Regions from separate parts of the Mus musculus genome. Here regions 1, 2, 3, 5, 6 and 7 are each linked to region 4. A link is a loop called in an ENCODE intact Hi-C map of the cell type or tissue named here. Cell type or tissue: heart. All regions are shown on one strand.

The links. Hi-C counts contacts between places; a loop is a spot of excess contacts. Peaks named below come from ENCODE experiments on the same cell type or tissue, not always from the same donor. Only the 100,000 strongest peaks of a DNase experiment are listed, where the experiment ranks them.
Region 1: a loop joins it to region 4, with 4 times the contacts of the local background. A loop is called at or near these places in 6 of 42 quality-filtered maps.
Region 2: it touches region 4 in a loop (6-fold over the local background); 5 of 42 quality-filtered maps call a loop at or near these places.
Region 3: it touches region 4 in a loop (2.2-fold over the local background); 4 of 42 quality-filtered maps call a loop at or near these places.
Region 5: it touches region 4 in a loop (3.0-fold over the local background); 13 of 42 quality-filtered maps call a loop at or near these places.
Region 6: a loop joins it to region 4, with 2.0 times the contacts of the local background. A loop is called at or near these places in 2 of 42 quality-filtered maps.
Region 7: it touches region 4 in a loop (3-fold over the local background); 6 of 42 quality-filtered maps call a loop at or near these places.

Annotation. Positions count from the first base shown.
Region 1 is chr10:99,948,830-99,952,829 of GRCm38, forward strand. No RefSeq gene overlaps it. Among named protein-coding and RNA genes, the nearest start is that of Gm35437, 48 kb to the left of the region's middle. In heart, no CTCF peak of the experiment used is centred here; no DNase peak of the experiment used is centred here.
Region 2 is chr10:99,685,320-99,689,319 of GRCm38, forward strand. All of the region lies in intron 4 of Gm35101 (a long non-coding RNA gene), which reads left to right. Among named protein-coding and RNA genes, the nearest start is that of Gm35101, 27 kb to the left of the region's middle. In heart, a CTCF peak has its summit at 1,764; a DNase peak (open chromatin) is centred at 1,912.
Region 3 is chr10:99,753,080-99,757,079 of GRCm38, forward strand. No RefSeq gene overlaps it. Among named protein-coding and RNA genes, the nearest start is that of Gm35206, 4.4 kb to the right of the region's middle. In heart, no CTCF peak of the experiment used is centred here; no DNase peak of the experiment used is centred here.
Region 4 is chr10:100,014,453-100,018,452 of GRCm38, forward strand. It overlaps Kitl (kit ligand), which reads left to right and starts at 1,369. Exons shown (of 10, transcript NM_013598.3): 1 at 1,369-1,583. The coding sequence starts at 1,569. In heart, CTCF peaks have their summits at 1,193 and 2,164; DNase peaks (open chromatin) are centred at 1,209 and 2,079; H3K4me3 peaks cover 3,181 bases; H3K27ac peaks cover 1,946 bases.
Region 5 is chr10:100,150,867-100,154,866 of GRCm38, forward strand. No RefSeq gene overlaps it. Among named protein-coding and RNA genes, the nearest start is that of Gm35533, 8.7 kb to the left of the region's middle. In heart, a CTCF peak has its summit at 2,195 (motif pointing left); no DNase peak of the experiment used is centred here.
Region 6 is chr10:100,080,464-100,084,463 of GRCm38, forward strand. Kitl (kit ligand) reads left to right here. Exons shown (of 10, transcript NM_013598.3): 6 at 394-477. Among named protein-coding and RNA genes, the nearest start is that of Gm35533, 62 kb to the right of the region's middle. In heart, no CTCF peak of the experiment used is centred here; no DNase peak of the experiment used is centred here.
Region 7 is chr10:100,169,025-100,173,024 of GRCm38, forward strand. No RefSeq gene overlaps it. Among named protein-coding and RNA genes, the nearest start is that of Gm35533, 27 kb to the left of the region's middle. In heart, a CTCF peak has its summit at 2,023 (motif pointing left); no DNase peak of the experiment used is centred here.

The DNA.
Region 1 (4,000 bases), 66 kb before region 4:
ACACAGAGTATGCTTGAATAAATAAGCAGAGGTACGCAGGAATTCACTTCAAGCCATTTCCTCTATTTAAGGGATAGTTCTCAGGCTAACCTATGAGTTGGTGCTTTTGGAATGTAAATAGAACTTTCTCTAAGAACATTTGAAGGCCCCAGAAACCAGCATACCACCTTTCAAGTAGGAATTGCTGGATTTTCTTGTTGATCCCACTGTTGCTATAAGGACAGTAACTTGGACACATTAGTCTTCTCTTTCTGTATGCATGCTAACTTCCAGGGTTTTGGTAAGAGCAAATTGTGAGCGAGCTTACTCATCATTTCTAAGAAAGAAGCCCAAGTAAATGTTCATATTAAAGTGTGTTGAAAGAAGGGTTTGGGAAACAAGGCTTGGTCAGTAAAGGACTCATTTGTAAGTATGAGCCCTGATTTGCATCCCCATAGCCACATAAGAAGCCAGACTCAGTGGTGTGAGGGTCCAGTCTCAGTACTGGAGAGGCAGAGGCAGGTAGATCCCTAGAGACTGCTGGCCGGGAGCCTGTCCAAATCAGTGAACTTCAGATTCAGTGAGAAATCCTGTTTCAAGAAGTCAGGTGAGGAGTGAATGAGAAAGGCACTTAATATTATCCCTTGGTCTCTACACACACTGACACACACACACACACATACAAACACACACATACGTGTACACACACTCATCCACACCCAAACGGCATTGACTCAATGAATACGAAAGGAATGGTCGTTTGAAGAGCTAGTTCTTTTTCGATCTCTGTGACCTCTGATTTTTAAAACTAAGGGGCTCAAGGAGACTATTGACTGGTAGTGATGATCTCTGCCTTGGGACCTTTCGATCAGTTATTAATCAGCCTTGTATGTTTCTGCTATCTCATATGAATCACTGAGTCACTAAATGAACTTCAGTGTATCCCATTCACCAGTAGTAACAGCTCCTCTTACAAAGAATGGGGTGGGTGGGTGCAATGTGCAAGTGACAGTAATGAATCAAAATGTGTTGGTGGCTCTATTCATTGGTACATTCCTCTAAGAGTCCAAGTGAATTATGGGTAAACATCCCGTAACTAAAATAGAACAGACTCTGACCTGTATCAGTTCTCTCTCATGATGTGATGCATCCATAGGGACGATGTAGAGGCACTGACAGTCTCCGTGTGCCAGGCCCGCTCAGCAAAGAGAGGCAGTCTGTCACCAGTGCTTGAGAGTTCCATCCACTCAGACATGTAGTGAATACTTGCCATGCTCCACACACTGTGGAAGAAATGAATACTCAGATCTGGTTACTAAAGCATGCTTGCACGAGTTATGAGAATAAATGGAGAATGACTGGGCACTGTTCTGCCAGTCTGTAACCTCCATGGAAGAGCTGGATTCTACAAAACTGAGGACTATCTGTCTTTGGTAAAGAACATGCCCTCTGATGAAATATTTACTCATATTTTAAACACAAAATTTTCTAAAAATTAATCCTCAGGACTTTTGTTTATTTTCTAATCTATCATGTTTTATATCTGGGGACCATTTTATCAATATATAATAAAAAGTAATAGCTAACTTAACGTAAAGGACATATTATATTGTGGATTGTTATAAGTACGTAATGCTTATGAAATTATTTCATCTTTGTGTTGTCATTATGAGGAGGAAATACTAGCATGGCCACTTTGTGAACGTGGAAACTGAGGAATAACAAAGTCAGTCACTAGTATAGGGCCACCTTTAGCTGTGGGATGCATCCCACTCCACTGCTTAACTTCATATCACAACACTGCTGACCATTAAGTGCCTTTACTGTGTTTACTAATGGAGGAACAGATAGATTGACTAAAGAAGTGGGAAGGGCACGCGACTCTGTGGATAAAGTGCTGTGCAAACATGAAGCGCTGAGTTTGAATCCTCAGAACTTAGGTAACTCAGGCAGGAGCTATCCTGAGGTAGCTGGCACTTTTTGATAACCCCAGAGCTCCCAGGGTGGCAAGACAGAAAGAGGAGACAAGAATCCCCAGAAGGTGTGGGCTAGCTTGCCTGGCATATAGAGAGAAAAACAAAGGGAAAGGTTTTGAACAAAGTGAAAAAGAAGGACTGGTGTTTGTGATTGTTTTCAGACCTGTATATGTGCACATGTATGTGCATGGATAAATAACACACACAGAGACAGACAGAGAGACAGACACACAGACACACAGACAGACAGACACACAGATAGACACCAACACACACAGTGAGACAGACAGACACTGACACAGAAAGACAGACAGACACTGACAGACACATACACAGACATACAAACTGACATACACACACAGGCAGATAAACAGGCAGAACTCACACACACACACACACACACACACACACACACTTACACATGAGGAGACAGGCAGACAACAACACACATATGAGAGAGACACACAGAGAGACAGAGAGACAGGAAGACAGGCAGAGAGGCAGAGAGACAGATTGGTTAAAAGAAAATGGAGCAATGCATTTTCATAGTCGTACTAGAAATGATTCATATTTTTCTCGGCATGCGGTGGGTTCCTAAACATCCTCCCATCTAAAGCTACCAGCAGTCCTGCAGAGCAGAAGACAGTGCATGGACTCATTACGCATATGGATCGACTAACCCTCAGAGACGTTATATGACTTTCACCAGTTCTCCCAGTTTTGAATTGGTGACTCAGACATCAGCTTTGCCAAGTCCTCTGCTGTGGATAGCACACAACAACACTTCCTTTATAAGTGATTGTTCTGCATATTTTGAGAAACAACACTAAACCAGAAATATTAGCAGTGAAGTACTTCAGGGGAACATGTTACAAAATCTGTTATCATATCACATACTAGGGATATAACATTTGATATGTGAGCCATTTGATAGTGAGACCGGTTGTGTTGGGCATCTCAGGAATCAATGGATGAGTGTTTTTAGGCGTCTGCTCTTTTCTTTTTAACCACATTGAGATATACTGTCCTACACAGAGCTTGTCAAGGTGTAATGTGTAAAACAGATCATTGTCTGAGCACAATTAAAGCCGAAGTAAACAACATGACTGATTCTGACAACCTAACCACACCCACTGGCAATCTTCCTTAAAACCACAAGAAGACAATGGAGTAGCTTGTGTTGAGAGAAAATTTAAAAATAAACTCTAAGTTCTTGCCAAGACATGATAAAAGACGGAATCTTGACAAATGCTAATGAATAAAAATACCTAGGCTTATGTAAGGTGATGTTCTCCATTCTTGTTTTTTAGAGGGGGTTTTTTGTTTTTGTTTTTGTTTTTGTTTTGTTTTTGTTTTTTGTTGTACCTTTTTTTTTCTCCACGTAGCCAATATTTTTCCTCTTTTCTGATAACTATGTAGAAACTGCTATTTTCAGTAAGAGAATCTTTTAGAGTATAGATCAGGAACCATACATGGATGAATTTGAATTTTGTAACCCATGAGAACAAAAATAAAGGTTTTAATTCTACTTTGGGGATTAAATGAGATGCCATAGTTCTTTACCCAGTCACTCATTCATGTTTTCTTTGTACTGTTCTAAAACACACTGGCAAACAAAATCCTCGCCCATAGATGATCTATTTAAATAAGTACTGGAAATAAGAAACTTTCTATGATAATTCATGATAGTACTGGTTCGGTGTCATATGAGGGATGTGGGGTTATAATCCGTATAAACTGATGCAAGCAATGGTCTTTGATCCTTGGTAAGCATCCTATTGAGAACAAAAGTGGAAGTTAAAATGTGTTTTAAGATGAGTCCCACAGTACCAAGTAACTGCTTATTCATCTATATTTGCAGATGTCTGGGGTGGGCGGAGCAAAACTCATTGACAGCAAACGTACTGCACAATGATGCAATCAATCCTGGCGTCTGATTAGCCCACTCCTCCTCACGAGCTAAAAGTACCCCGCTTGAAGAAAATGATAATCAGTCAATAATTGGTATCAATTAAGTATGCTTACTTCTTTATGTGAATATGAAT
Region 2 (4,000 bases), 330 kb before region 4:
CCTCACTTAACCTCTTTCTCCCAGCTTTCAAATTAGGATAATAGGGTATTTCTACCCACATAGGGGTGATGGGTAGCTCAGCTAATTGATGTTTGCAATATGCTAGGAGATAAAAGGCGCTATGGAGATGTAACCTGCATTAATAGGAGAACAAAGCAGGATTTTAAGAATCATGGGAGGTATAACAGAACTAATAGATACATTGGGCAACAGAACCTGGAAGACAAGGAGGCTGTAACACTGAATCATCATATCTATTCTAGGTTTTGAAAAGCCCATTCAAAGAACGTATCTCTTTATATTTAACAGCTAATTTCTCTGTGTCATAACACCTTCTATCTTTTTCCAAACACACTGGTTTTAAAGAAGGTAGGTGAATATCACAACCAACGTCCAGGCATTCTACTTTTTGCTGAACCATGACCTCCATAACCATGAGGCATTTGCTCTAGATCAAAGACCACAGCTTATCTAGAAAAACTAGTAGCTAGATGCCCTTATTTGTAAAGAGATGATTTTAAAACTTTACTTTTCTCCATCCCAACTTTCAGTGCAGTTCCAGTCAGCAGCCTGGTTCACCTGTCAGTGTTCCCAGTAATAAAAACTGACTTGATCAAAGCGACCGGTTCCCATTTTGTCATTAGACCTAATACCTGTGTCCAAGCCATCTGGTTTGACAGCCATAATAGTTGAAATATTTTCCCTTGCAGACCCCAGAAATGCCCCTTGGGGCAAATAAGCATTTGGCAGCCCGAGGAAATATCAGTAGACAAGGACGTTTCCTGCTTGCTCTTTCTGAGGTCGCATGCAGAGGAGTGAGAGCAAAGGGTAGGGACACCTGCTGTTTACTTGACAGATTTATAGAGGCTTTTCAATGGGACATACAATTTTCAAGGCCCCAAAGAATTTTATCTCATTTCTTTCTCTAGCCCAGCAAATAATGAAATAACATGTTGCTATTCACCTGCATATGTCAGTAACCTTGAGGAGTTTTAAAATTTTGCAGAAATTAAAAAGAAAGAAAGAAAGAAAAAATTGCCATTCACACAAAAATGCCTTTTTCTTTTCTTTCTCTTCTTCTCCTTCCCCTCCCCTTGCCCCTTCTTCTTTCTTCTTTATCCCTTCTTCTTTTCTCCTCCTCCTCCTCCTTCTTCTTCCCTTGAGGAATACATTTCTCCACCTTTCTTACTGCCTTTATGGGAGTTTTTAACTGACTATATATATTCTACAAGAGCTCAGAAGGACCACAAATTGGGGTCTGAGGAGACAAGAAACAAACAAACAAACACCAGACATTCCATCCTTTAACAATGTAGCCTTGATTGCCTTGGTACATAGTGCCTTTCCATGGAGTCATAAATTAGCATTCAATGGCATCTTGGGGTTTCCACCAAAGTTGTAATTTGCATGTTAGCCATTGACTTGCATCAATACATGTGAATCTCTTAGCATTGCACAGATCACACTAAATTCAGTGATCAACTGAACAGCAAGCATTTGAGCATCTTGCTTCCTTGCATTTTTGCCCTGAAAAAGTTGGGATTTGTGAGAACTTCAAACCTACTGACTTTTTCACTAAAGTCATTTGAGGTGAATGTCAGGGAAGGAACTTGAGAGACCCAGAAGGGCAAAAAGAAGGGAGTTTGGGGTTGTCTTATTTCCCTTCAATAGTGCACGGTATCTTGAGTTTGTTTTTGAATTCTGCTCCAGGAAAAGAGCCTGCCAAATTCATACATGAGATCTCAAGTTTGCCACAAGGACTCCAGTCATTTCCAAATTCTTGAAACAATAAGCTATAAATAGCCCCAACAATGTCAGGATTGTATTGGTTTCCGCCTAATGTCCTCTGGCTGAGGGCCTTGCTCCTAATCCTTAGGTGGAAAGCAGAGATTCCGTCTGAGCTGCAGGTCGATCCATGGCCTTTTCCAAGATTAGCTGAAAAGGCAGCTTGCAGGAAGTAGGTGTCCTAGCCAGGCACTCGTTGTGGGGTTTCTGAATTATTTATTGTGTAAGAAGGCTCTTGGCTTTAAGCACAGGGAATATAGTTTCCCAGGACACAGGCTTAAAAATAGATGCCTGTCCTTTTTCCCTTCACAGTATTTATGTGCAACCAAATTATCCTTCCCCCCTCTCCCTCACTCCAGGTCCATATTCTCTTCACTTCCAGTGGCAGAGGACGCTATTGCTTAGTTTCTTCTTATTAGGGGTTTCTCTTAAGCTGGCTCACTTCTCCAGGGGAAAAGATTTTTGCAATGGGCAATGCAGAATGACATCCACAAATTCCCTGTGATTCATCTCAGTAGTATTTCAAATGGTAACCCTCCCTCCAAAATTATCATTGCATTTAAGCGGAGACACATAACTGGAAGATTGATTTTGACTAGGCACATGGTTCATGGTGTTTTCATGTTCCCAAAGAGTGCCTTGATGATACATTAATTACTGCTTTCATCTAGATGGGTCCATCTTTAATTGCTACACCCTTCATCCAACCAAGTTAAGGATTCCTAGGGTGAGGACTATATGGTGGAAATCCTAACTGCCCTTCACTTCTTTGATTCTGCTCAACTTGTACATTGTCTGGATGTTGGCTGCTAGGACTTAGCATGAATCTTGGAAGAAACACCATTATATAACAAAAACAATGGGAGTTGTGCAGAGTATGCCCATAGCAAACACTTGATCTTTGCAGGAGCATTAAGGAAAAAAAATCCTGTGAAGTGATTCCCCCCACTTCTTTTGGAAAGGAAAAATTCATTTGTAATCTGTTCAATAACTCAAGCAAAGGTCTATATCTTTGCATAACTTCAATCTTGTCTGTTCAGGCAAATATTCCAATGTGTGTTCACATAGCACACTATATATTGTGCTACATGCTAGAATGAGAAAGATGCATTGAGAATCCTAAGGTCTTAAGATAGCTGACCATAAATATATATCATTTAAATATGCCATGTGTATTTCTAGGGGGTGTACCTTAAATTGCTGAGCTCATAGTCTGATCTTGTCTGTGAATGGGAACTAGTCAAGTAAATATTTGCTTTTGTCAGGTGAGCTATTTGCTCTATTTCCAGACATTATTGCCTAAAAGACAAGGTGAGTTAAATGTCTTACTATTTCATTGGAAGTTTTCTTTGGGTATGGAGATCTGAATGATAAAGCTAGTTAAAGGAAACTATGAATTTCCTGACTTTCAATTTCAAGGTAGGTTCAGCACTAACCAAGAGCAGTGGTTCTCATCCTTCCTAATACTGTAACCCTTCAATATAGTTCCTCATGTTGTGGTGACGCTCCAACCATAAAACTATCTGTGTTACTTCTCCATAATTGTAACTTTGCTACTGGTATGAATTGTAATGTAAGTCTCTGTGTTTTCCGATGGTCTTAGGCTACCCAGGTGAAATGGCCATTCCATCCCCACAGACTGAGATGCAGAATAAGAGGATGTGCTGTCTGGATCCCACCAGGACTTTATCCAGAATACTCTAATGGTACTCTAAGGTCAACAACATTCTGAATCAGATGATAAATTATTCAAGTTTTAGAGGTGGCATCGACTCTGTGTCAATGCTGACATATCAATGAAGACATACCTCAAGTCGTTCTAGTTTGAAGCAGCCAGCTGCAGATACAATGTAAGAAGTGTGCATGACTTGTATCTAGCCAAACTTTATAAAAATCAGAAAAGAGCTGGACTTGGAGGCTGTGCCATTAGTTTGCTCAGGCTACAGCAGTAGATGGACGAATCCGATATTGCCTGCAGCTAAGTGCATTTAACAGTTTTAACTGCCAGAACTTCAGAAGTTGAGTAGAGCTCCAACAGATTTTCTTAGACTCTTTGTATTACACACCTGATTTTCATAAAATCCCGTACAAAGAGTGATGATGGAAAGAACCGAACTTGGCTCCAGCTCTATGAAGCTTTCGGGGCACATATATCCTTGTGAATACACAAGGAGCCAGGCAGCTTCCCGAAAATGATTTGTTTTGGTTAGAATGG
Region 3 (4,000 bases), 260 kb before region 4:
ATGAGGCTTTCTTATCATTCAAGAGAGTTGTAAGATGACTGATGGAAACGTTACTTACACAGAACAGCCCCTAGTACACGTCCATTAACTAACATGGATTCTGATCAAACCCGAACAGCAGAAAAACTTAAGATTGAATTCTTTATGTGTTCCTAAAATAATTATTCTTCATTATTAGAGTAAATTTGCGTTCAATAATTACAATGCATGCATTTTATAAAGTTATGTACCTTGTTCTGAATATTAAAGACAGTTGTATTTTTATGCAAATTGCAAGGTGACTTTCACAGATGGGCTAGAGGCAGGCCACGTGGAATAAGGAACTTCTTGAATTTCAAATAACGGCTCATTTGAAACACCAGAGGTCCTGAGCAATAGTTTCTAATGAGGTTTCTGCAGAAATACCATTTGAGGGCTTATTCACTTTTTTTGAAAAAGTATTTTCTTCACATGTCCACAAAATTTGAGTCTCCAAGAATCAGGTGTGGGTATGAATGTTGAAAACCCAAATGTTCCTAGGAGACTGTGATACAAATCTTCCATGAGAGCTCTGGCCTCAAAGCGTCATTGCTGCATTACCTAAGAGGGCACGAGGGAAGGGATTATGCTGTGTATAGTTTGTCTAAAATATTTGGTTGGGAGAAGAATAACATTTATATAGTTCTAAACGTGAATTTTCCATAAGAAAATTTCCATGGAATAGGTTTTCAATAGAAAGTTATTGTTATAAAATACTACTACTACTACTACTACTACTACTACTTTTTCATGGAATAGGTTTTCAAAAAAAGTTATTGTTATAAACTACTACTACTACTACTACTACTACTACTACTACTACTACTACTACTACTACTACTAATCTTTCATAAATGAAAACAGTCACACTGGTTTAGGTGGCTGCAGGTTCTGGTTACTTTTTTGATGAAAGCTAGGACCATCTTGGAAGAGGAAACCTCAGTTGTAAACATACCTTCATCATGCTGGCCAGTAGACAATCCTGTGGGGCGGTTTCATGGTTAATAACTACTATGGAAGGTCCCAAGACACTGTAGGCAATGCTACCACTGGGCAGGTTGTCCTGACTTGTGTAAGAAAATAGGATGACGAAGCCATGAGGAACAAGTCAATGAGCAGCCCCCCTTAATTGTCTCTGCTTCAGTCTCTGCTCCAGGTTCCTGCCTTGAGTTTCTGCTTTGACGTTTAAACAAGTAGAGTCTAAGAAGAAAATGTTACAGACTAGGAACCACTTCTCCCCCCTCACATCCAGCACACGTAAGCAAAACAACATAGTTAGAGCCATCCAAATATTACAGTCACATCAAATTTGTCCTTCTGTGTCATCCACAAGAATGACACAAAGGAGGAGCTGGAACATGAGCCTGTGTTAGAAAGAAAGAAAGAAAGAAAGAAAGAAAGAAAGAAAGAAAGAAAGAAAGAAAGAAAGAAAGAAAGAAAGAAAAGACAGCTCCTAAGGAACAATACCGAAGATTGTGTTTCAGCCTACACACATACACACACGCACATACACATGCACGCACACACACACAAACACACACTCACACACATATACACATTCATATATACACACATACACACACTCACACTCACAGATACACACACATACATTCACATGTACATACACACTCACACACAGATATACACACTCACACATACATTCTAATGTACACACACACACACTCACACACATATACACATACACTCACACACACAGATACACACATTCATACACACACACATACACTCACACACACAGATACACACACATATACATTCACATGTACACACACGCACACATACACATACACACTCACACACACACTCACACATACATTCACATGTACACACACATACACACTCACACACAGATACACACACTCACACATACATTCTAATGTACATACACACACACTCACACACATATACACATTCATATACACATACACTCACACACACAGATACACACATTCATATACATACACATATACTCACACACACAGATACACACACGCACACATACACATACACAGATACATACATACATACATCCTAATGTATATACCAACACACACACATACACACACGAACATACTCTGTATGTAACACCTCTGCCTAGATTCTTAACCATGGCTTATGCTCACTCTCACTATTAGACAGATGAAGAAAATCTGGCACAGTACAGTCACTCAGGGAAAGCAAGGGAAGGGGCAGGAGCAGGGAGAGGCATTTGTAGTGGAGAAGGAAATCTTGCAGAAAAGCTGAGGGTGTTCATTTCTTAAATGAACTTTTAATTTTAATTTTTCTGATAAGCTACAAAGATAATTCTCACCCAATTTCTGCTCATACTTCCATAATTTCATAATTTCTGCTCAGACTTTCATAATTTCTTATAGCACAACTCATGTCAAGATTGAAACTAACATTAGTATATTACTTTATTGAATTTTTTAGTTTTCTATCCTTCCTTCCTTCCTTCCTCTCTCCCTTCCTTCCTTCCTTCCTTCCTTCCTTTCCTTTTTATGAATGTTCTTTTTCTGCTCCAGGTTCCAGGGTAAGACACATTTACCTGAAAGGGACTGGGAGAAGTTCTCAGTAGTGAGATAGCTACAAGGTAGTACTGAGTAGATCTGGGAATGAGAGGACAGGTGTGAGAGTGGAGAGACTGGCCCAGGACAGGTCATGTGACAGGCTGTGAGGAATAGAAAGGCTGCAGACTTATCTTAGCCAAGGCCAGCTATAGTCAAGTAGAGTTGTATTGTATGAGCGGTATGGGAAGTCAGAGAAGGACTCAGGGTGTTTAAGGAAGTTGGGGGAAGAACATGGCTTTCCAGCCCTTTCCACTAAGATCTGGGTCTGGAACGAGATGAGATTTCCTATAAGCAACCAATGGGCAGACACTGACCAGGTAAACGCTACATTGTCCTTCCCGGACTGGATCCTGTTAAGCTTTGGGGACAATGATGTCATTTACTTCTATATCATGATCTAATTTACATAACAAGCACAGTTTTTGCTGGGTCTATATCACTCCCTGACCCCTAAGGGAGGTGAAGCTTGAGTGTGTGCACACATGTACACACGCGCGCACACACACACATTTATCCATGCTCACCCTGACCTCTACACTGTCTAATTCATCAACCTTTTAGGTAGAAGTCACTTAATATCATGTCAGGAGAGGATTCTGAGGTTTAAAAAGGTCATGTAATTTTCATAATGTCAAACTCCATGGTGAATAGTAAAGCATGAAATGTAACTAACTTCAGACATCAAGCCCTGCACTTTATTGTTTCCACCAAGCTTAAGGACTTTATTTATTTTGTTAATAAAAATATTTATTTTCACTTTAGACAGAACATCCTGAAGTCTGCATCATGACTTTAACAGCTACCCGGGGGTTTACAGTGTATCCATCTCAACAGTGTGGTGGTGCTGGAGATGGGTTCCATACAAACACAGGCAGGAGCTTTGGGATAAGGAGCCAGGACAACAGGAGTGTATCTCAACCCTTTCTCAATCATCAGGCAGTAGAGCATTCTGAGTCACTGAAAACCTGTGCAAACAGGGCTACTGAAATAAATGCTCTGCTATGAGCTCTTACTTATGGGAAGAGCAAAACACATTGATAATGAAAGGACCATTTCCTTGACATGGGATGAGAAGGCGGCTCACTGTTTTGAATGTCTCCAGCCTTAGGTCTATCTAATATCCTAGTATGGGAACTATGTATAATTTGCTGTTCAAAAAGAAAGGCTAGAACCCCTAGGACGAGACCCCAAAGAGGCTGGTCATTCCTGAGCCTTTATTCTGTGCTAGAACATAGTAAGAGGAGAAACCAAGGTCAGAAGGTAGTGGCTTATGTTCCATGGAAGTAAAAGCCCAACTCCACATTAAAGACTGATAAAGTCGAATGCCCAGGGAAGACCACAGATCGGATACACCTGCTAATAGAGGAACCTAGCACAGGCCAGGACAGGGA
Region 4 (4,000 bases):
AATTCTCGCAGCACAAGTAGGCAACTAGCAAAGGGAGTTTGGCATATTAACTTTTTGTTTTGTTTGTTTTTTAACAATGGCAAGTGAGCTTCTCAAACCAAATTTGGAATACTCCTCTCTTATAAGAATGACTGGACAGCATACTTGTTCCAAAAAATTACTGATGGGGATTTGAGGCTAATATTTTCCTTATAAAAATAACAAAATGCCTTTTCGTTTTCCTCAATTACCTTTAAAAATATTGAAGGGCTTCGAGAAAAAGAACATTCTTATTTGGCATATTATTTTTTTTTTAGGGCAGTATGTCCAAGGTTCTGGATTTGAATCACAACTCTCGGGGTTTTTTTGGGGGGGGGAATTAACCTCTTGAGGCTATTTCTTAATCTATAACATGGAAAACACACACACACACACACACACACACACACACACATGCACGCGCGCGCACACACACACACATACTCACTCACTCACCAGGCACACACTAGGCCTATGGGCAAAAGAGATAATTTATGAATAGTTCTTGCACAACACCTACTACGTAATAAAAGATCCATCACATAATGTTATGAGATGTGTTACTATGGCCATTGTTCGCTTTCTGATTTTTACAAACTTTCCTAATCTGAAAGTGGACCTTTCAAAACCCTTTCTGTGAGAACAACCCGCAGTTAGTAAGCTATCTTTTTCTTTCAATTTTGTTTTCCAAAGGCTCTGTAGTAAACTGTTGAAAACAGCATCTCCTTTAGTACCATTTAATCCTGAGTCACTTGTTTTCTCACTAAAGTAACTGAGGAGAAACAAAAGGAAAAAGGAAAGGGAGGAAGGAAGAAGGAAGGAAAGAAAGAAGAGAAAGGAACGGAACAGAAAGGAAAAGAAAAGAAAAGAGAAAAGAAGAGAAGAGAAAAACTAGCTAAGACAATGGGATTGTAATTAAACTTTTTTGGTTGTTGGTTCTATTTCCCTGAGGCGAGGTAGGGGAAAAGAACCAAGTGAAGTCTATCCGACCACGCGGCTCCTGAGCCAGGACCCTCTCCACTGTGCGCGGTGCAACGAGGGTACCCGGACAGTGCTGGTGAGCTTGCTGCGGACTGGGGAGCCGGGCACAGGGCAGCTACTGCAGGTTGCTCAGCGGCATCCGAGACTCCCGGTGCCTCAGGGACTCTGGCCAGTACCCAGACAGGGGACGCACCAGGCTCGATCGGTCCAACCTCTGGGAAGATCCCCGCCCTTCAGCGCGCTCCCGGGTCTCCCAGCCTGGACTCGGTGCGCGGCTCTCCTCCCCGAGGCTCCGGAAGGGAAGGAGGCGTGTCCGGAGCTGGCGGGCGGGCGGGAGGGAGCTGTATAAAAAGCGCTGGCGGCGCAGCAGCCGGGGCTTCATTTGCTGTCTGTCACCGGGACCGAGAGTGCCGCGGGAAAGCAACGGCCAAGGACGGGGCGCTGCGTTCGAGCTACCCAATGCTGGGACTATCTGCAGCCGCTGCTGGTGCAATATGCTGGAGCTCCAGAACAGCTAAACGGAGTCGCCACACCGCTGCCTGGGCTGGATCGCAGCGCTGCCTTTCCTTATGAAGAAGACACAAGTGAGTAGGGCACGCCCGGGAGGAGCTCGGAAGCTTTCCAAGAAAATCGCTCCGGGAGCCCCGGGGAGCCCGGCGCGCTCTGGGACCGGCAACCAGGCCATGTGGGGCTGCGCCCTCCCGGTGAGCCAGGAGGGTGTGGGAGAGACAGGCGTGGTGTGAGAGCCCGAGCCGCCGCCCCAGGGGTGAGCCCGGGAGCTGGGGAGAGCCAGGGCTGAGAGTGAGCCTGTGGCAAGTTTGCAGCCGCAGCTGCGAAGTTTGAAGCTGTCAGTGGCAAACCGCCGATGCAGGCTACGCTTCCTCCGCCTGGGTGTTGGAGTTATCACCGGGAAGGCTTGGGTTTCTTATTTAATTTTTTAATTTTTTTGGACCGGAGGTCTTTCCCCGTGGATTCGGGGAGATTATGAAACAGCTTCCCACGCGCCACCCTCGCTCGCTCTCGCAGGCAGATTTATCTGTGCAGTCCCCAGGTGGGCGCGGGACGCGGTGCGGACGCGGGCTCAGCCGCTGGAGCGAAGCCAACCCAGAGCTCCTAGGCGGCAGCGCCAGGCGGGGTGCAGAACCTGCCCGGCAGGCGGGGAAAACTTGGCAGCCTGCGGTGTCGGCCGGGTTCACAGCTCTGGGTGGGCCCTCCAGAAAGCTCTAGATGGAGTAGTAGTACTTCCACACTGCATGACAAGACAACCTCTCCCATTACAGAACAGCAAAAGTTCTTTTCTTCTTCTTCTTCTTCTTCTTCTTCTTCTTCTTCTTCTTCTTCTTCTTCTTCTTCTTCTTCTTCTTCTTCTTCTTCTTCTTCTTCTTCTTCTTCTTCTACTCCTCCTCCTCCTCCTCCTCCTCCCTCTTCTTCTTCCTACTTCTCCTTTTTTTTTTAATGTGCACCTCCTAAAGATAGTTATTGAGATAATGCCCAGGGTCTCTAAATTGCGCTTTATGCATAAAACATAGCCCGGGGGTACAATTATGTCTTTTCTTCGTTGACGGGGGAGGGTGTATGTGTGGAAAGAGCCACTGTAGTAATTCTTTCTCCTCTATAGTTCTTTCTACCCTCTACCCTCGCGGTTGCTACCTCTTCATGGTTCTTCCTTTCTGAAGTGTTCTGTCTGCAGCAGGTTGGGTAAAGCTGTTCTTTCAGGTGCCCTGCTCCCTCCATTCTATAGGTGATGTAAATTTCTGAAATGTATGGAAGGGGATGGGATGGGAGGTTTTGTGCTCATTTTCAGCATTGATGAAGGCATCAGTGTGTTGGAGGTAATTTATTAAATTACTCATAGGACGTCTTATTTTAAATAGCTATCTAGGCTGGGATACCGACCCATGAGGAAACAGCAAGAATAAAGCACCTTTTCCTGGCTTGGAAACAGATAGGGGGAGGGAGCATGGCCTGGCATCCTGGAGGTGTTCTGCTTAGAGCAGCTGCCCTGAGTCAGGCTCAGGAGAAAGGGAAGGCAGGTATCTGGCCCTGCGTGCAGGTTAGTTTTACCCCAAAGCATCACACCTCAAATCCCTGCTCTTGAAATGAGGATGTTAAGGGTTTCTGCAACAAAGAAAAGTTTCGCCGTGATTGCTTGGTGTGTACATGCCTTCTGCTTGGTGGAATAATAAACAAGGGTGGGGTACCTATTCCTTTTTTTAAAAGTAGCATCCGCTCACATGAATAATGGTGGCGGCTCTGAGTGCAGCAGCCTCTGGTACAGGAAGAGAGTCCAACCAAGTCTTCTTATTTAAACAAGAAAACAGGAGACGGACAAGGTTAATGTCCAACACGCCAAAGCAGAGAGCAGTTGAGAGTCAGTAGGATTGATGATCCCTGCGCCCTCTTTGCAAAACGAGCGCGAGCCCTGTAATCTCTTTTCCCGCTTTGATTAAATGGCTGTGTAAATAGGATTACATGGAATAATTCCATTGAAAACTAGAAAGAGGTCGATCTAGCCCGAAACACTGTGGAGGTGGCAGCAGTAGTGACTCAGTGCTGCCGACCAGAGATATTTGAGACAGTTAAGTATTTTAGAAATGTGACCTGTTTGGACCAAGTTAAAGTGCAGGCCCTTTGGGGGGGGGCATGCTGCTGATAAAGGGTTTGTAGGCAAAAAGAGGGCAGTGCTCTTATTGAATGGAGGCATTCATTGTGTGGAATCTAATGACCTTCAAGGTTTCCTTTAAGGCTACTTCTAGAAATTCACATTCTTGTCCCTGAAAAAGAAGACACTGGAAAGAGCTCAAAAAAATCAATAAAATAACCCATTGCAGTGAGGGAGGGGGTTACATTCTCTTTCCTATGGTCAAATCTCCTAATCCAAGAGATGCAAAGAAAATTTCTGGGCCACTCTGAATGTGTAGAGAGAGAATAGTGTAAGGGAACTGGACACAAGCAAGATCCAGACTTCTTTGCTTTTAAAATCTGATGTTATCTCTGCCTG
Region 5 (4,000 bases), 140 kb after region 4:
GCTCTCAGCTTTTCTCAGTTGTCTCTAGTTCTCTGTGTAGAGTCAAGGCCTTGTAGGTTTTCCCCATTCACTTTGGCATGCCCATTGGTGTCCTTGTTCACATTTGGGCAGTTATGTTGATGAGACTTTATGATTGTAGCTTCTGGCATTACTAATAAAACCTCCAAGAGCAGATATAAGCAGTCCTCTTCTGACTTGTTGACCAGGACTGTACAAAAGATCCCCAAAAGATACAACCTATGGCTCTTGCTATCAGTTGCTCCTGAAGAGTGAAGGGTAAGTTTCTATTTCTGAAGACACCATGGACTACGGAAATAAGGCTCGAGGACCCCTGAGCTGGAACTGACATAAATGCATCATCCCTGACAATGAGCTTTTATGGTACCAGAAAGTGCCATGTAAGCTCCCAAAGGAGGGAAACGACTCCCAGTTCTACCCAACTATGATGATTATAAATTGCATTAATGACCATCATGGCACAATAACCTTAACGATGCAGTAGTGGCACACGTACCTTAGCAATAACCAACAACTCTCTAATCGGATATAACACCCTCTCAACAAGAGGGAAACTACGCATGGTATTGGGTGGCTACTTAATTATTCACAACTAGCCAAATCATTGTTAGCAGAGATGAATCTGTAGCCCCTCATCTACTAGACCAGCATAATTCTTAACAGTCTATAAAACATGTGCCCTTATATCCACAGATTAGTGTAGTCTTCAATCCCCAGCAAGAGAACTCTTTGTAATGGATTGAGACCACTACAGAAGCTATCATCAATCAAAATGCAGAGGTCTGGGGCTCAGTCCTAATGGATCCAAAAACCAATTCCCTACCTCGTGCTCAGTGAACACTGTGGGGGAAGGGAGAGAAAAGATTGCAAGTGGAATTTACTGTGAGGTTGTGTCTCTTGATAATATCTAAAGGGACCTTTTCTTAGCAAGTGGTCCATGTGAGGAGAGGGGAGTTCAACCTCCTGTGGGTAGGACCCTTGAGCTGATGGTTCTGGATGCTGCAAGAAAGCAGGGTGAGCAAGACTTGGCTTCTGTATCAGCTTCTGCCTCCAGACTCCTGCTTTTCTTGAGTTTCTGTCCTGACTTCCCTGACTGAGGGACTACAACTACAAATAGAAATAAATCCTTTCCTCCATAAGGTACATTTTTTGTCATTCTGCTTTATCACAGTAATCGAAATGAGTCACAACCCTAGGTAGAACTCCTTAGACAAAGAATGACTTACAATTAAAATACTTAAGTATTTCATTCTTCCTCAAAGATTTGCTTTGGATTTGATCTTTCTTTTAAAGATAGATACACTATTTTGTATTATGTATGTGTGAAGAATGGAAGTTTTATAGCAAAGCATCTTTTTAGTTTAATATGTATATACTCATGCTTTCTTGTAATTCTGTTTATTCTAAAACACAAGATAAGATGGGCCAATCACTACATAAAAACTTATCAGTCGCATGATAAAATGATTCATCCGCTTACCAGCATAGAAAAACTTCACAGACCTTTCCTTTATTTTCAGATGCTTTGTGATATAAAGGCTGGAAGCTCAGAAGAACTGTTTATTCATTAACCTGTGATTCAGTTGAACTATTTTCTGAAAAATCCCTCTGATAAATTACAATGGAGACATACTATTGTTAGACTCGGAACACAGGATAAAATAAATATAAATCCCTCCCTGTCCCCATTCCTCAAAGAGCTTGGTTTCCAGGGACGAGGCATTGCTCATCTAAAAGCAAACAATGGTAAATAAAAATGGAAAATCAAATGGTTGTGAACAATAACCCTTTGTTCAATATAGCAAACATATAACAGAGCACACTGGGGATTACTCATTTAGTAATCACAATATTAATAAAAGCAAAATCACTGAAGATGGAAATTCAGCTTCGTACAGGCACATGATTAATGGAGGACTGTGAACACTTTTAACTCCTGTTTTAAAATAAGTTTGCACCGAACAACTTCCATCAGTAAACTACTAGCAAATGTACATTTAGTTGTTTATTAATTCACTTGAAGATGGCCTGTTCGTTGTGTGGATGTGCATGGAAATCCACCTGCACACACTTGTACACTCATGCCTATGCATGTCTGCGGTGTATGCAGCATGTGTAATGTATGGACGGCAGAGAAATCTTGGGATTCTGTTCTCTTCTGCCACCTTGTGGGAACCAGAGATTGAACTCAAAGTTGTCAGGCACCTTTACCTACTGGGCCTTCGCTCTTCCCTAAAGTGCTCAGATCTTAAAGTGTGCAGATGACTAATGATTTCAGCATAGTTGGTTATGATACCACCACAAAACAAAAACTATAATTTTGTATAAGTAAGAATAATGCATTTATGTCTTTTTGTTCTAAAAAAAAATTGTTTTTCAAATGCTGTATGCCTAAGTGAAGGGAGAGAGACCCCATTAGTTAAATTCATTGACCTACAATCCAACCACTGGTAACATGCACTTCCCAGGGGCTAAGAGTATCTAGAAGCAATCAAGAACACATCATTGAAGGTTTATTGTGTAGAGAATGTTTCTAAGTATTTACACAAATGCACAGAGGAAAACAATGACCCTGAGCAGCTCTTCCGCATGGGATGAGCAGAGTCTGAACAAGGCACTTTCTCCTTTGAATAAGATGTTAGGCATTTGCGGGGATGAGTCATACCAAATGCTGTTCGGTTTAGTTATAATTTTTGATACAAGATTAGTCATTATAGCACAGGATAACTTGGAACTTAGCAATTTCCCTGCTTGTTTTCCTAAATACTAGAATTATAGGTATGAGTCAATGTGTAGATTGTATTTTCCTAACATATTGTTTCCAAGCCTCTATCCTAGACCTCATTTTCAGTAGAAATGCAATCATAATTTGTTAAGTGACTGTAAGTCCATTAGGTATTGAAGCAAAAAGTCAATTCAAATACTAAACTTCAGTGGCTTCTGGGAAGTGAATAGCTAGAAAGTCCTGGAGAGAGTGGATATAAAACGTGATTTAAGAAATATAGTGATGAAGGCGTTGTTCATTTTAACAGTTTTGAATGCACATGCACACACAGGTGTGGGTACATGTGCACACACGTGAGTGGGGGGAGGAGACACAGACACAAACAAAGACGCAGAGAGGAAAGGGAGACGGATAAACAGGCAAAGAGCGAGACAGAGAATTAAATACTTTAAGCAACTTAAAATAAAATTTAAAAAGTATGCAAAACCTTTGCTTCAATTCCCAGACCACAAAAATCAAAATGGATCATGCAAAATCCCAGAAGCAAGTATTATCTCATTATAATAAAAGTCAACGTTAAATTTATGATATTCAAATCATATTGAAACAAGAGACCTGAAATGTAGGACTCTTGAGAAGTTTGCTACAAAGCAAACCATAAAATAATGCCAGCAAGGTAGAATCCTGTGAAGTCAAACCTCTTCACCACCCTGCTGTGGTCATGCCTTCTGCCACCTAACTAGACTGAAATGCTCACTATACACTATAACCAAAAGATTCCATCATAGTATCGGAAGGAAGACATGGGTGAGCACAGGAAGGAGATCGGTGTCTCTTACTGACAAACAAAACAGACATTATCAGGGAGCATGCCTTTGTCCCCTTTTCATCTGTGTTAGAGGTCATCTGGGCATTACATTAGAACTTTAGAAAAGAACTGTTAGTCAGATAAACTACTGCAGACTATGGGAAAACTCATGGTGTCTTTTCTAACAAGATAGCTGACACAGTGCAGCAGTGGACTCAGGGATGGGGTGCCTTCAAGTGGGTTGGTTACCATGGCAAAACTAGAGCTATATAAACTTGACCTGGTGTTTTCTGCCTTAACTCCAAAGGATGCTGGTTAATTTTCAACTGTTTTGTCAAGAACAGAATAATAAGGCTATTAATCAAGGATTTTGGTTTTCCTATGATATAGCCTGAATATTTCACCTGGATATTTTAATACTCCCTCTTCCTTACAAGGTCTCCCCACTT
Region 6 (4,000 bases), 66 kb after region 4:
TCTCATACCTTTTCCTTAAGGGTCTATCTCTGAGACTTGAGTTCTGAGCCTCACCAGTTCATTCTGGATCCCAACTCTCCCTGAGCTGGGTCCCTATGATGGAACTAACTTCATTGCTTTCCTTTAAAATCATGATGGGCTACCACCAGCTCTTCACTATTCACGTTTCTAAGCATGGTATTGTATGCAATAAGCCATCACTCCAAGATGACTATGGCACATCTCTTGACAAAACTGAGCAGCTGAACTGAGTATGAAATAAATAGGAACTGCATAACCTAGACTTGGGAGGCAGACCCAGCACATACAGTGATATTGCACTTCGCCTTTGGGGGACTCTGTGATTCATATAAATCACCATGTAACACTGACACATTATTGCTTTCTATTTAGATTCCAGAGTCAGTGTCACAAAACCATTTATGTTACCCCCTGTTGCAGCCAGCTCCCTTAGGAATGACAGCAGTAGCAGTAATAGTAAGTACACGTATCTGATTTAATGCATGCATGGCTCCAAGTATCCCCTATAGGAGTGTTGCATGGACTTAAACCAAGTTTATAAATGATTACTAATAATACTGTTCTGTTGCTGTTATTCCTTGTATGGTCTTCCTGACAATTAAATATCTGGTTTGGAGAATCGGATCTCCCTGGAGGTTATGAAGACCATGAAGGAATTAGGCCAATAAACTTTCTGCTAAGGTTATTTTAAATAAGGTACGAAATTAATTGAAAAAAATTACGACAGAGGCCTTCTTTTGAATCATTGTAGGCTTAAAATAAACTCTGTGGAGAATGTCCCTGATCACAATGGACTTTTAAAATTTCAAGTGCATGCGCTAACTCTCAACACTTTCAAAGATATTTTCAGTTTTGCGTCTCCATATTTACTAGTGCATGTTTGGAAATTTGCTGACACTGTTATACTACTTAAGAATGCGTGTTGGAGAGGAATGGACTTGTTTCCCTGAAATTTCTGTCCCCTTTGCCCTAGAACCCATGTTCCTGGAAGACTGACGTATTTGCAAGTCTGTGCCATGATCAGTATAAAGATTCTTGACTCTACTGTGTATATTCGGTCTCTGTTTGCACAGATTCACCATAGCTTATTCAATCTTTAAAAGAAAAATCTCTGAAGTACATGCTTGAGAATGTTTTTCTACCAAAGCTTTACCTGGACCTAAAATAAAGCTATATATAGTCTTTTTATCCCTCTTTTAAAAAAATCTATACATTTCACAGTGTAGATATTTAATACATCCAATGGAAGGATGCTGCCAGATCTCCCTGGCTAGCAGTCTACCATGTCCAATGTTTTCACGATGGTCTTCCAAAACAGAAAATTGTGAATTGCACTCATATAACATATCAGATCTGACACATTCCACAAAGGGACTGGACCTGGTGTGCATGTGTCATCTTTTCTTTTGTCTACTCATCTTTCCAAAGGAGCCATTTTTAGCATCTTAGATGCTCCATTCCTGTTTCCTTGATATTAACGTTTACCATTTTCATCCTCCATATTTTGCTTTTAACTCACTTAACCTGTCCCAGATTCTTAAGTTGGAAAAATGACATTGTTGATGTTAAGCTAATTTCTTTCCTTAAAGGGTGAAAAAAATGCCCTTGCACCACTGTTAACTGAGTCACACTCATTTTTGTATATTGTTTTTCTATTGCTTTTCAAAACTATGCATACGTGCATTGTTTTGTTCTTTCTTGTTTTTTTGTTTTTGTTTTTGTTTTTCTTAAACAAATTCTTAGTTTGTAACCAGTCTGGCTTCAAATTTGTAATCAGCCTGCCTCGGCCTCTGAAGTGCTGGGGTTACAGGCCTGTGGTGCCACGCCCAGCTGCCTTGGGTATTTCAGCTCTTCCTATTTCATGTCATTATGACTGACCTTGGATCTGTCAGTTTTTCCACTTTCTGGTTCCAGTTTTTATCCTCTGTTTCTTCATTCAAGCCCTGTTCTTCTCAGGGATCCATATCCTCTCTATTTGAGCTTCACTATCTCCCTGTGTTATTTATAGTAACTTTTGGAACTAAATTGTACATTTTCACTTATAACATTTTTCTTAGAGTTAATATTATTGCATTGGTTAGTACCCTTCAAGAAAGACGTGGGCCTTCCCTGAACCAATTTATTGTGTTTTTAAATGTCATACTCTTAAGCCATAAACTCCCATATTTAGCTTTCAAATGGTTGTTTGAAGCAACTATATATCCTTTCAAGTAGAAAAATATATGTTACATTTTATGTTATTTTTGTACCTTCCATTCTGTCCTCAGTCCACCCTTCTAACCTGATGTTAACTCTTTTCAGGAAGTAGAACCCCTTTAGTATTTCCTGTAAAACAGATCTATTGGCAACAAATCTCTTTTCCTTTCTTTGAGAAATGTCTGTACTATTTGCTGCACCAAGAGGTACTTTTTACTACATAGCAAATTCTGGGTTAATAAAATTTCCTTTTATTCCTTTAAAGACACTATGGCATTTTCTTCCACAGATACTGTATCTGAAATGCAAAAATCACCATTGTATTGCTTTTTTTTCTGTACTCTATACTGGACATATTTTACTTTATGCTGTTTTTCCTCTTCCTCTTCCTTTTCTTCTTCTTCCTCCTCCTCTCCCTCCTCCTTCTCCTTCTTCTTCTTTTTTTTTGGAATTTTTGTGCAGAGATGTTCCCTCTTCATACCAAGACATATTCTTTTTTTTTTGTCTTACATTCTTACCACCTAAGTTGAACATGTATTCCATCTTAGCATTTAATCTCTCTCTCTCTCTCTCTCTCTCTCTCTCTCTTTCTCTCTCTCTCTCTCTCTCTCTGTCTCTCTCTGTCTCTGTCTCTCTCTCTGTCTCCCTGGCTGGGGTCAGATATTTCTCTAAACAATCAGTAATTTTTTAAGCATATGTTATACATTGAGGCTGTTATATTATTAGATAGCTTCTGAATTTTGTAGCATTCTTTTAGAAGAAGTTGAGTTTCACTTGGTGAGAGGTTCATTTCCTTATAGATAAGCTTCATCTTCCTTTCCAGGATTGTTTTAAAACTTGGTTAGGGATAAGGGCACAGGGTTGGGCGATGAAGATGGGGTGGGTGGCAACTTCATTGTTAAGGTTGGGAATTTTGAGCTGTTTCTAGAGTAATATGACTATTGAACAATCTGTGCAGGAGACTTTTTTCATTGCCATGAGACTATTAGTGTGTCTGCTTGCTTAGAGTTGTGTTTTTGCCAGATTTTGTTATGTGTCTCCCTGGGCATGTACAGATTATTATTTGTCTAGTAGATTAATTAAAACTCATCAAAAGGTTTGTGATGTTTCTTACATACAGCTTATTTCCACCAGTATGACTATCCAAATTTACCCAACTCAACAACCCTGAACTTCCATCTCTAGAGAGAGCTGTGAGCCTTAGTGAATGGAGTCCTGTCTTCCCAGACTAGAGAAACCAAATGTTAGAAATTAAATCACTAATGGGTCTCAGTTTGTATATTTCTTTCTATTTAGCAATTACATATTTGTTCTCTCTGTGAGCTAACTTGTGAAAATAGATGTTTCATATAATGTATTGAATATTATAATTATGTAGTTTGAGAAGGCTACAACCACCACAATTAGAAACAAAAGAATGTCCTACTTACCAATGTCAAGAAAAACCTGACTGCAAAATCAAATACTATTTAATCCTTTACTTATTAATTTATTTTGCAAGGTGGACATCCTTTTATAGTTTTCCTCCCCTCCCTCATCCTTATTTATTTTGCCCCTTCTTCTTTCATTTGTAAAACACAGGTCTTACATATCACAGCTTGGCTATGTATGATGTCACTCATGAGTTAGATAGCAATGCATAAAGCAATCTACTGTGGTGCTCACATTCATATCAAAGAATGTGTTACCTAACAGGAATCATCATGGAAGTATCTAATGTATTGTTTCACTCATAGCATAAAGAAAAGCAAACTGGGGAAGAGTGGTCAGGAGAACTTGAAAA
Region 7 (4,000 bases), 150 kb after region 4:
ACACAGAAACAGCTCTGAACAACCACAATGTTCACAGCTCTGTCATCAGCTATGAGTGATGGGGATGGGAAGCCTAATAGGAAAGGTTAGAATTTAATTACATGTTTTCATATCTTTCAAGTATTTGAACATCACTCCTCAATCATGTGCGTGTCCTATCACTTGGTGAAGATTAAAACTTCAACTGTAGGCCTTGAATGTCTTGCCAAATCCTTGGCTACAAAGAATAGGAGAAATTGTTGTAACAAGGCTTCAAAAGACACAGCCCAAGCATAGGAGTCATGCAGGAAACTTGAGTTCAACTTTACCTAGTTAGAACTGCTTAGTCATACATATGTTTTAAATAAACCAATGATCAGAAATGTACAGTGAGATACTAATGGTCACTTCGTACTTTTCTCCAGCCCTGATGCTGTGAGTTTAGTGTGTAATTTCCAGAATTTCCTAATGCAGGAATGGCAAACAGAAATTTCTACAGTGATAGAAGTTATCTGATGTTATTTAGTATGGTATTGTGGTTAATGTGACTGAGGCGATTAATTTAAAATAAAAACTTTATGCATTTATTATTTATTTAGGTTTCAATTTTAAATCATAAACTGACAAATTATACTTGCATATGTTTATGTATTTTAAAGTTTCCCTGTTATTTATGACTATAACTTAGTTTTAATTAATGCAAATGTTAATTGCCCATATGTGCCTTTTAGTCTCCATATTGTGGACCACACATTGTCTAGTCTTGTATATACATATACATAAAAATCTTTTGCTGTTGAATAAAAATCAAATTATAGCATATAGATTTTCCAGAACTTGTTTTTTCTGCTTAATGACTTTAATCTGATCCATTATTTTACATATGATTATGTAAATACAGTGTTAAATGTAAGTGCAAATTAATTCCAATAATGACCAATAGACCTATCCAAATCTTTCCAAACATTATATTTTATGTGCATTCTAGGTTTCCTGAGTGATATAATAGATGGGGGTTGCCAATGTGTTGAAATGATGGTTCAGCTGTTAGGAGTACATGCTACTCTTGCAGAAGCCCTGGGTTCTGTTCCCAACACCTACATTGTGTCATACAACTATCTATATCTATAGTCATACAACTATCTATATCTATAGTCATACAACTATCTATATCTATAGTCATACAACTATCTATATCTCTAGTTCCAGAGAATCTGGTTCCTTCTGACCTCTGCAGGTACCACCCACACACATGGTACATATGCATGCTTGTAAACAAAACACCCATACATGTCAAATAAAATAAATAATTCTTAAAGAGAGAGAGAGAGAGAGAGAGAGAGAGAGAGAGCCTAAGATGCCTTTCCAAGTATTTGAAATTAAAAAAAAATCTATGCTAAAATTGTGAATCATTTCACCACCAAGAACCTCTCAGGGGTGTGGAATAAACTCAAGAGAGCCCATATAGGAACCAACAATTTGATTCATGTTGCTCTCTGCCTTGGTGAGAAAAGTTTCTGTTTGCAGTGGACCACAGTGAATGTAGAAACTCACAACTGGGCAAAGTGCTGAGAAGTAACTGCTGTGCCCAGTCCTGAATGAGAGCTAATTTTCCTCTCTCCCAGGCTCAAGGTACTAGCAGAATAGTGTGAAACTGATGCTGCAACTCCTTTAAATGTTTGAAATAAATACCAAAGATGTCCAGAATTTTCTTTGGAAGATATTTTAAATTGATAGATGTGTGCATAGATATTTTTCTTTTCATATGTCTTCAATAAATTGAACTTTGCAAAAAATTTTTCTTCTCATTAAATTATGACAAATCAATTCAGAAACAGTATATCCTTTAATTTCAATTTTTTATTTGAGATATTTATACATGGTTGTAATGTATTTTGATCAAATCCACCCCCACATCTTTCCCTCCTTCAGTTCTTTCTCTATCCCCCAATCATTTTTTTTTTCAAATTTCATGTGCTCCATTTTAAACTCACAGAGTTGGCTTTGTTCTGCCTATATGGGCATGGGTGTAGAGCCACCTACTGGTGCATGTGGAACCTCTTCAGGATTATATCCCTGAAGAAAAAGGATTTTAGTTCCTTAGTAACTTTTAATTGCTAGTAGCTCCTCAGCTATAGGTGGAGCTTCATGAACTATAGTCCCACAACCCTAAAGAAATAGAAACAGTGATTAAAAGTGTTTGAATTTGGATTTGTCTTGAAATATCTTGGTTTCTCCCTTAATGGTGATTGAGAGTTTTGCTGGGTATAGTAGTCTAGGTTGATACCTGTGGTTTTTTTTAGAGATTGCTGAATATCTGTCCAGGCCCTTCCAGTTTTTAGAGTCTTTGTTGAGAAGTCAGGTATGATTCTGTTAGGTCTGCCTCTGTATGTTATCTGGCCCTTTTCCCTTACAGCTTTTAATATTCTTTCTTTGTTCTGTAGTGAAGAGGTCAGCTCAGAAACTTTAGAAAATTCCACTGGACTCCTCCCCTCCTGGAAAAGAGAAGTCATAAAGAATATAGACAACCCTCCCCTCTGCAAGGGAGGGGCTCTAATTACATTCCTCAGACCACAGGGAGGAGGGACAGACCACCAGCCCACCAGCCCACCAGCCCACCAGCCCACCAGCCTACCAGCCCGCTGCATCTTTGGGTAGGGAGACCCAGAGCTGGTAGACACATTCCGAAACCGTTGTTCACCTACCTCATTCCCTAAAGACCAATCAATTTAGAAGTCACACTGTTCTGCCAATCACCTTGTGCCTAATGGCCGCTGCCTTGAGAATGGTATAAGGGCTCGCTGGACGGGACTCACATGGTCATTTTCTCTCTCCATGTGCAGCTGTGTGCCCAACATGTTAGAACAATAAATTCCTCTTGCTTCTTATATTGATTCCCGGCTCTGCATTGTTCACTCAGGGAGTCCCCGGTAAGCTAAGGCTCACCATAGCTTTACAGTAGATTTTGCGTTTTTATTATTATGTACCTGGATGATTTTTTTTTTCTGGTCCAGTCTAGTTGGTGTTCTATAAGCTTCTTGTATGTTTATAGGCATCTCTTTCTTTGGGTCAAAGACTCTAAAAACTGGAAGGGCCTGGACAGATATTCAGCAATCATAGAAGTTTTCTTTTATGATTTTGTTGAGAATATTTTCTGGCCTTGGAGCTGGGACTCTTCACCTTCTTCTGTTCCTGTTGTTCTTAGGTTAGGTCTTTGCATGGTGTCCCAGATTCTCTGGATGTTTTGTGTCAGGAAATTTTTAGCTTTAACATTTTCATTGACTGATATATCAATTTCTTCTATTCTATCCTCTACACCTGAGATTCTCTCTTCCATCTCCTGTATTCTTTGGGTGATGCTTGCATCTGTTGTTTTTGTTCTCTTCCCCAGGTTGTCCATCTCCAATGTTCCCTCAGTTTGTGCTTTCTTTATTGCTTTTATTTCTGCTTTCAGGTTTGGCACAATTTTATTTATTTCCTTTACCTGTTTTATTGTATTTTCCTGTTTGTCTTTAAGGGATTTATTTGCTTCCTCTTTAAAGGCCTCTATCATCTTTATAAGATTGGATTTAAGGTAATTTTCTGTGTTTGGGTTGTGTTAAGATATCCAAGGCCTGCAATAGCAAGGTAGCTGTGCTTTGAAGGGGTCATATTACCCCGGCTTTTGTTGATTGTGTTCTTTCAAGGGCCTTTAGCCATCTGGTTTTGGACCCTGGATGTTCTTCTCTTTGTAGGTATGGGAGTGGGATGAGCCTTGCTGATCCTGGTGTGGAAGGCTTCTGATGGATATCTTTGAGCTGTATGTTTCAGGAGTCTCAGGTCCAATGAAAGTGGGTGGAGAGGTAGCAGGAGAATGAAGGTCTTTCTGGGACGGCAGGGTGCTCAGGGCAGCTTGGCTTGGCTCAGAGGGCTCAGTGAGCATGGCAGCAATACAGTCTTGCTATCAAGGTTTGTAGGAGAGCCAAGAGCAAAGGCAATAACCTGCACTGTTTGGGGAACCTACATATCTCCACTGGCCAAC